Regions from separate parts of the Homo sapiens genome. Here region 1 is linked to region 2. Evidence: chromatin contacts called from ENCODE Hi-C data. All regions are on one chromosome and are shown on one strand. Each heading gives the region's core, a stretch centred on a gene start or an enhancer-like site at or near the end of the contact. The rest is flanking DNA. Distances are from core to core; before and after follow the strand shown. Region 1 has its middle 47 kb from the start of TMEM106B. Region 2 holds the start of SCIN (scinderin).

The links. Hi-C counts contacts between places; a loop is a spot of excess contacts on that map. Pooled maps may share reads with other maps.
Region 1: a loop to region 2 is called in a map with no recorded cell type, with 4 times the contacts of the local background. The contact joins the enhancer-like site here to the promoter of SCIN in region 2. A Hi-C loop is called at or near these places in 6 of 37 single-sample maps with no recorded cell type and 4 of 50 pooled maps.

Annotation. Positions count from the first base shown.
Region 1 is chr7:12,256,260-12,260,155 of GRCh38, forward strand. No RefSeq gene overlaps it. Among named protein-coding and RNA genes, the nearest start is that of TMEM106B, 47 kb to the left of the region's middle. Within about 2 kb of position 1,557, at least 5 of the 41 ENCODE cell types and tissues checked have a DNase peak (open chromatin) inside an H3K27ac peak, as active enhancers do.
Region 2 is chr7:12,569,213-12,573,129 of GRCh38, forward strand. It overlaps SCIN (scinderin), which reads left to right and starts at 1,508. Exons shown (of 16, transcript NM_001112706.3): 1 at 1,508-1,773. The coding sequence starts at 1,575. It overlaps LOC107986768, which reads right to left. Exons shown (of 3, transcript XR_007060635.1): 3 at 1-2,169.

The sequences.
Region 1 (3,896 bases), core at 307-2,806, 310 kb before region 2:
TAATAGCACATTTTCTCATGAAGATAATGTCATGACTTCCTTGGATGGAAACTTCTAGTTGTCTCACAACATCTATTCTCCTTTTCTTTCTTAGAACCCTGTGTTTTAGGTGGGCCTATTGCCAATCAAAGATTACCTTTAGTAGCTCATCTTGTGGCTAGATATGGCATATGATTAAATCTAGGTCAATAATATGCAGGCGGAAGCATAATATGAGACTCATGAGTAGTGATGAAAGAAAAAGGGCCTGCTCTTATGTCAATCATCTTCTCTGTTGCCTCGAACCCAGACTTAATGATGGGATCTCTAACAGGTTTTTCAGACTATGAAGTAATTATAAACTTGGAAACAACACTGAAAGTGATGAAGCACATGATAGAATTCCCAGTCTTTGTGACACAGTGAAGCCTCTCTACTGGTTTTAGATTTCTTAGCTTCAGACATTTTTTAAGAAAGAGAAACTTCTATCACATTTAAGCAAATATTATGTTTGACATTTCTGTTATATGCAGCTGAATCTGACAGAATCCTAAATTTTCTTTCAAAGAAGATTAATAATTTTTAAAATACACATGTGCTCAATATATATCTGATACTGGCAGCATGTTAAAGAGGAGGAAGTGATCAGCTTATTCTAATGTAGTTGATGGTATCAAGTATAATGAATACTGAGAACCAACCACTGGATCTAGTAATGTGAAGATCATTGCTTGCTTTGAAAAGAACAGTTTTTAATAACTATTGACGAAAAAAGGAGACATGAAAGGAGCCAAAACACATTTGAAGTAGGTTTAACAGAGAATGGGAAGAAAGGATTTGCAGAAGAGGATCTACACAAGTCATTTAAATAATTTTGTTGCAAAAGTGATAAATAAAAGGAGAAAGCAACAGAGGAAATGGGATTAGAAGGTATTTTAAAAGAAAAAATAAAAGCATTGTTGCATGACCGTAGGTATGATCAAGGAAGAGAAGGAAATATTGCTAACGCAGAGCCTAGACCAACTGGGAGGGATGTGATATAGAGCCCAGAGGAGCAATCACTTCAAATGGGAACATGGATGGCTCATTTATAGGCCCAAGTGGGAAGGCAAAAGTTGTGAGTGGGAATGGTGGTAAGTGAGTACAAGTCGTGGTGGAAGACTATGCCACTTATGTATTGCTACAGTTTTTAAGAAATATAGGAAGCAAGGCCATTGGCTAAGAGTGATGATAGAGGAGATTTGGAGGTGTGAGAAGAGAGTCTTTTAAGGGGATGCTTCCCAAACTTAAATACACTATGCAGAAGAATCTCCTAGTATCTTGATAAAACTCAGGTTCGTATTCAGTAGGTCTAGGATGGGGTCTGAGATCTGTATTTCTCAGAATATCTAGGTAATATCAATAGTGTTGGCCCATGGGCTACACATGGAGTAGCAAAGTTCTATGAGAAATGAGAAAGTTGAGTGAATCAGGAAAGTACTGAGTGCGTAACAGCATTAAACATCTACTGGAGTTCATTGCTGTTAACTGAAAGTGAAACTAATCAGAATATTTGTGTGTTTTGTTCCAACTACTCTGGGCTTAAATGAGGCCAAATGTGGCTGGAAGTGAAAGTGAAAATGATGAAGGAAGAGAGATATGAGTCAAGGGTGTGTGCACTGGAGAGGTTATAATTGGTAAATTTAAGCTGGGTTAGGAGGGAGAAGTGTTACAGAGTGAATATATCCTGCCGCAACTCATTTGTTGAAGCTCTAACCCCCAGTGCAATGGAATTTAGAGGTAAGGCCTAAGGGAGATAATTAGAGCTAGATGGGGTCATGTAAGTGGGTCCCTCATGATGAGATTAGTGGCCTTATAAATAGAGTATGAGAGAGACCTCTCCTCTCTTTACCCAAAAAAAAAAAAAAAACAAAAAAAAAAAAAAAAAATATCAGTGCACCCAGAAAAGATCTTTGCACTGAGGAAAGATCACATGAGGACACAGCAAGAAGGCAGCTGCCTGCAATCCAAGAGACAGCTGTCACCAAAACCTGAATTGGCTGGCACTCTTGATCTTGGACTTCCCAGCCACTGGGACCATGAGAAAATACATTTCTGTTATTTAAGCCACCACACTTCGTTATGGCAGCTTGAGCAGACTAGTAACGAAGGAGACGGAACAACAAGAAGGTAAGGGTCAGTAAAAACAGATTCGTGAAAAAGGTGATGTTGAAATTTTTGTGATGAGGAGACTAGATAATGAGATTATAGTTGGGGAGGATACCAGGTACTGACAATGTCAAGGTCTAGGATGTGACCATGAGACTGAGTGGTTGAATTAGGGTGGAAGACAAGCTTTGGGGAAGAGGGGAGTTCAAGAAACAGAGGCGCCCACATTTAAAAGGACTATTCATGTTCTCATCAAAACCTGAAATAAAGAAGAGAATGACAGTGAGTCAGGGGCTAACAGTTATAGTGACTGATGTAACTGATGATACTTTCAAAGATGCAAGTTTCAAAGAGAAGAGGTAATAATGTGCTAGAAATGACAACAGTAGATACCTTTTGCTGAATGCCTTCTAATACAAGTTAAGCACTCTGTAGACATTGTGTCTGTTCATTCACAAATAACATCACCATTCACACCATTCATCACCATTCATAAATAAAGAATCTGAAGTTCAGAGAGGTTAATTAACTTTCCTAAGGTCACACAACTAGTAAGTGGATGTACTATGGTTTCAGAACCAATCAGTTTGAATCTAAAGGCCCCATGATGGATAAGCTGCTTATTTTAAAGTTTTTTTTCCTTAATAGTTTTTACATATCCAGAAGCAAAAGCAAGAAAACATTTTTCAACAGTTTCATCTCCTCAAAAATAAACAGAAACTAGAGCTAGAGCTAAAAGCCTATTTCTTTCTTCTTGTTATTCAAACCACACTCACTTCATACTACCTCATACACTTCAGTCTGTGATATGATACATAGTAGGTCTTCCAGACTTTAAAGTTTAATGTTCCACCTTTGTGATTTTTGTCATTTCTACTTACTTCCTAAACCCAAATTCTACCTGATTTAGCTTTCTCCTAGGGAATGATATCTATCATACCACAGTTTAGTGGGGAAATAATATTATTTTAAAATGCAGTGAAATATATAACTAGTAAAGTATACTTGTGTACAGAGAAAAATCAAGTTCTATCTCACTGGTAGCAAGCATATCAAATTTGGGGAAATTCAGGGATGGAGGCTATGGCATCGGGCTAGAAGTCAAAAGGCTAGAGTTCCGGACTAGCTCTTCCACTTATGGAGCTGTGCACTTGCAAAATATGCAGACTTTCAAAGCCTCTGGTCTCTGGAATGGATTTAGCACAATCTTGGCACATTGTATATTTTTCAATAAATATTAGCAAATATATCAATAATTTTCATGTCACCCACTGGTTACTTATAATCCCTCAAATATTTTGCCTCTTCTTTGTATCTCTGGAAGGAGATGAAATAGCCTTTCAACTACAGGTTTTCTAAAAGCTGGGTGTGCACTGTTTCTGCTATGCTACAAGAAGGTGAAACCATATAACTCAAAAGAAAGAGACAATCCTAAGAAAAATGAGTTAATTTCATAAACCTGAGTTGTAATTCTCAGATGCAGAATATTAAAAAGCCAACACTTTCTGTAAGAGCTTTCAGGACTCCAGGGGAAGCTTGATCTGTCTAATAAACTATAATGATAATAACCAAGCATACCTCACAGGGGTACTAAGCTTTAATGACTCAATACTCGTGGAACCTTTTGAGCACCTCCAATGTTATGTAAGCATAAATGAATAAGTAGGGACATTATATACCATTGTTATTTCTGCATTAAATTTATCTTGATAATTTCTTACAATATCTTATAAGGCAGGCACTGTATGAGACTAATACATGAACAAAGA
Region 2 (3,917 bases), core at 258-2,757:
CACACACACACACACACGGGGGGGGATTCGAAAAGGTTATATGTTACATTTTCTGTTAAAAATTTAAAATAACTACATTACCTATATTCTTGTTGACAAAATTTGAGTGCCTGGAAAAATACATAAGAAACTGGTAACGTAATTGCCTTTGGGGAAAGCAACTGGGTGGCAGGGTGAAATGGAGATAATTTTTTATTGCACACATTTTGTACTTTTAATTTTTTTACCATGGTCATGTAATAACCTATTAAAAACATAATTTAATTAAGGAAAAAAATCTAATTTTGCATTATTATTGACCTTCCAGGGATTCATGTAATTTGAGAAATTGAATGAAAACAATTTTACATGCATGAAATTCAGCTTTCTTACTCTATACATCCTGAGTGATTTGCCTTTTTCAGTAACAGAATCCTTTGCTATACCAGCTTGTTAAATGAATGCCAAATCAAGAGTAAAATTTCCATCTGTATTCCATAGTGTTTTAGCCATGCTGCAAAAGCAAAACCTGTAGGTAAAACAAAGAAAATTATCACCTTGAAGCTAGGTAACAGGTAACCCAGAAGTCCGGCCAAGCATAAAATTACAGCCACAAACAGCCCTGCAGAGAACATCTCAGGACGGCGGCTGCTGGGTTTTTGTTGTTGTTTTCATCTTTCTTGGCCAAAGGAAGCAGGTGTTAAGAGAGCTCAACCACAGCTCCTGAACTCTGAGATTTACAGAGCTCTGTCACCTGGGGTAATACTGCCATTCTTCCAGGTTTTCTTCCTGTCCAAGAAATCTGACATGCTGTTTTTCATGGTATTTTCAAACTGGAAGATCGAGACAGAAACTTTGGTCGTCAGGAATGCAGAGATTGCCCAATGAAATGACAGAATTGATCATTAGGATGCTTGTTACTCAAAAAGCCCATTTTTTAAAGAAGGATGTATTAAAATTATTCCAGCATGCTAATGTGGCACACTCCTCTGCTGCCTAACGGCAGGTGTTGCTATTAGCAGAGGAAGCCTTGTTCTAAGAATTATTCTAGAGGGCCAGAAAGAACAGGTATTGCTCCACCCGAGTAAACGCTGACTCAACTCTGCAGGGCTGGCGCGCTCTTTCCTCACCTCACCCCTCCTGCCAGGCACAACTGAGATCCAGAAATAAGAGGATTAGCGAGAGAAGGGGAAATATGCAGGACGGTAGTGATGGGTATGCACAAAGGAGTGCCAAGCAGTTTTAACCGTTAATGTTCTTCGTCTATTGCTAGAGAAAATGTCTTTCCTTGGAGGAGGCATTGGCACGAGTTACTATAAACTCCCTCTGAATCTCAAGACTTCTGGGACGCCGATTCCGCTCCTGGCCTGGGGCAAGGCGTGGGAGCTTGGAAGCCAGCGCTGCGCTCCCCGTGGGAAGCGATCGTCTCCTCTGTCAACTCGCGCCTGGGCACTTAGCCCCTCCCGTTTCAGGGCGCCGCCTCCCCGGATGGCAAACACTATAAAGTGGCGGCGAATAAGGTTCCTCCTGCTGCTCTCGGTTTAGTCCAAGATCAGCGATATCACGCGTCCCCCGGAGCATCGCGTGCAGGAGCCATGGCGCGGGAGCTATACCACGAAGAGTTCGCCCGGGCGGGCAAGCAGGCGGGGCTGCAGGTCTGGAGGATTGAGAAGCTGGAGCTGGTGCCCGTGCCCCAGAGCGCTCACGGCGACTTCTACGTCGGGGATGCCTACCTGGTGCTGCACACGGCCAAGACGAGCCGAGGCTTCACCTACCACCTGCACTTCTGGCTCGGTAAGGGACGGCGGGCGGCGGGACCCCGACGCACCAAGGCCGGCGAGGGGAGGGCGTAGGGGTCTGAGATTTGCAGGCGTGGGAGTAAAGGGGACCGCAAACTGAGCTAGCCACTCGCGCCCCCACGGGGCTGCCCTTTGGGGCCGGCCACTTTCTCCCTACCGAAGTCAACTCGCCGGCTGCAAACGCGGGGCTCAGGCGTTGTCCGCAATTGACTTACCTCGCAGGCTTTGACCTTTGCCAGGTGTAGTTCCTGGACTTTGGAGCTGGTGACTGGCTTCTTCCCCTTTCACCGTCAAGTATCCAAACGCCACTCTTGTCCAGGGCCGCTGCCTCAGCGCACACCGTCTCTGGCCAAGCCCCGCTCACCTTCCGACAAACTCAGTCCTGCTTTCCCTGTCGGGATGGAGAGGAAGTCATAAAGTCTGGGGGCATCTGCCGCCGCTAGGAAGAAGTCCTTTTCTTTTTCTTCACACATTATTTTTATTTGTTGCTTTCGGGCACTGGCTTATTTTCTCTATGATTGCGGGAATTATTGTTCTGGGCTTCTTTAAAACAGGATTCTACCCGCACCATGCTGCTTGTGGGTCTGGTAGACAAAAACTCCGCTTCATTCGGAAGCTGGCGTCCTCAGATAGAAGTAAGAAAAAAATACAGATATTTTATATACAAATAAATAGCTCTATATGGGTATTTCATATATTTATGTAGACTGCTTTATTGTTATTATTTATTATTTATTTTAGCAAGGACACAAGATGGAACAGAAACGGCTCCTTCAGCAGTAGTAATTATTTTGAGCTGCGTTCGTGCCAGGCTGTCAGGACACTGGGCCTTGTGTGTTCTTTTTCCACCTTCTACTTTTACTCATAAACATCCTGAATGTCCAGCCTCTCCCCAGGAGGTCTTGTGCCAGTGGGCACACCCTGTCTAACAACATGCCGATTCTCTGAGCCTTTTTGCCTTCTTTTAAAACTAGCTAGCCTGCCCAGTACTCGTGTTTGTTTAGTTTTATCCCTGAGCTTAGGAGGAAAACACACAAAACCACACACACTTACACATTTTTGAGTCCCTGAAAGCCAACACTGTAATTTCCAACATTTGAAGATTTTAAGAAACAAAATAATAGAAAACATTGAGTAGTGACTGTCTAAACATTGGCAAACACCTGGAACAGGCATTTGAGAAATGAGAAATGAAAAATACGTAGATGAAGATAAGACTTTTAATTATAACATTTGGAGTCAAAAATTTGTGTTAGCTTGAGGAGGCAGAGAAGGCTCAGCCTGAGTTCTGAACACATTTTGGCTTCTTGATGCATTGCTGTTATTCCTATTATAATGTTGTAATACACAGTCATCTATTTGTATTTTCTGCCAGAAAAGACTGAAACTTTTATAACCCATGTTCAAGAATGAATGATGCCAGATAGAATAATGATGTCCTTACAGAGGACTTTCCATGCAGAACTTAAATCTAGCATGAATGAAAGTGTTTGAAATGCCACATTTGCCATTTGAGTAAATTAAAATGTGAAATAATGCCATATCTTACTGTAGACAGCAGTTAAGTTTGACTTTGTCAGATGACCGCAAGGGAGATTTGAACACAATTCTTTAATTCTATACATTTTTATCCAAGTTGTCCTCTTAACTACTATATTTTGTAGGGTTTACAGATTCACCTTATTCACTTAATTATCTACTTAATTATCCACTTGATGCCCATAAATTTCAAAAATATAATAGAAAATGGTTTGGGCAGAAACATTTATAATCTTAAAGACATGCTAAAACTGAAGTCAATAACATGTTAATAACAAGCAAATTCATTCAGTAATTATTCAATATGGCCAGTACTGTACAAGGCACTTGTGGATATGAATAATTAATGAAACTTCTCTAAAAGTTCATCACCTCAAAGGTGCAAAAAGACAAAAAGTGATATAACACAGGTAGAATGTGATAATTACTGTGAAAGCACAAAGTTTCTGTGGTTATTGGGAAACAGAAGCCTTTAGAGAAAAAAAAAATGAGAGTACTTGGAAGTGTTCTTGTGTCAAGAGAGAATTATGGAGAGAAAAAAAGCTTCAAGTAAAATAGTCAACAGGACTTTCAGATGGGATTGCCCAACAGCTCTTCCTA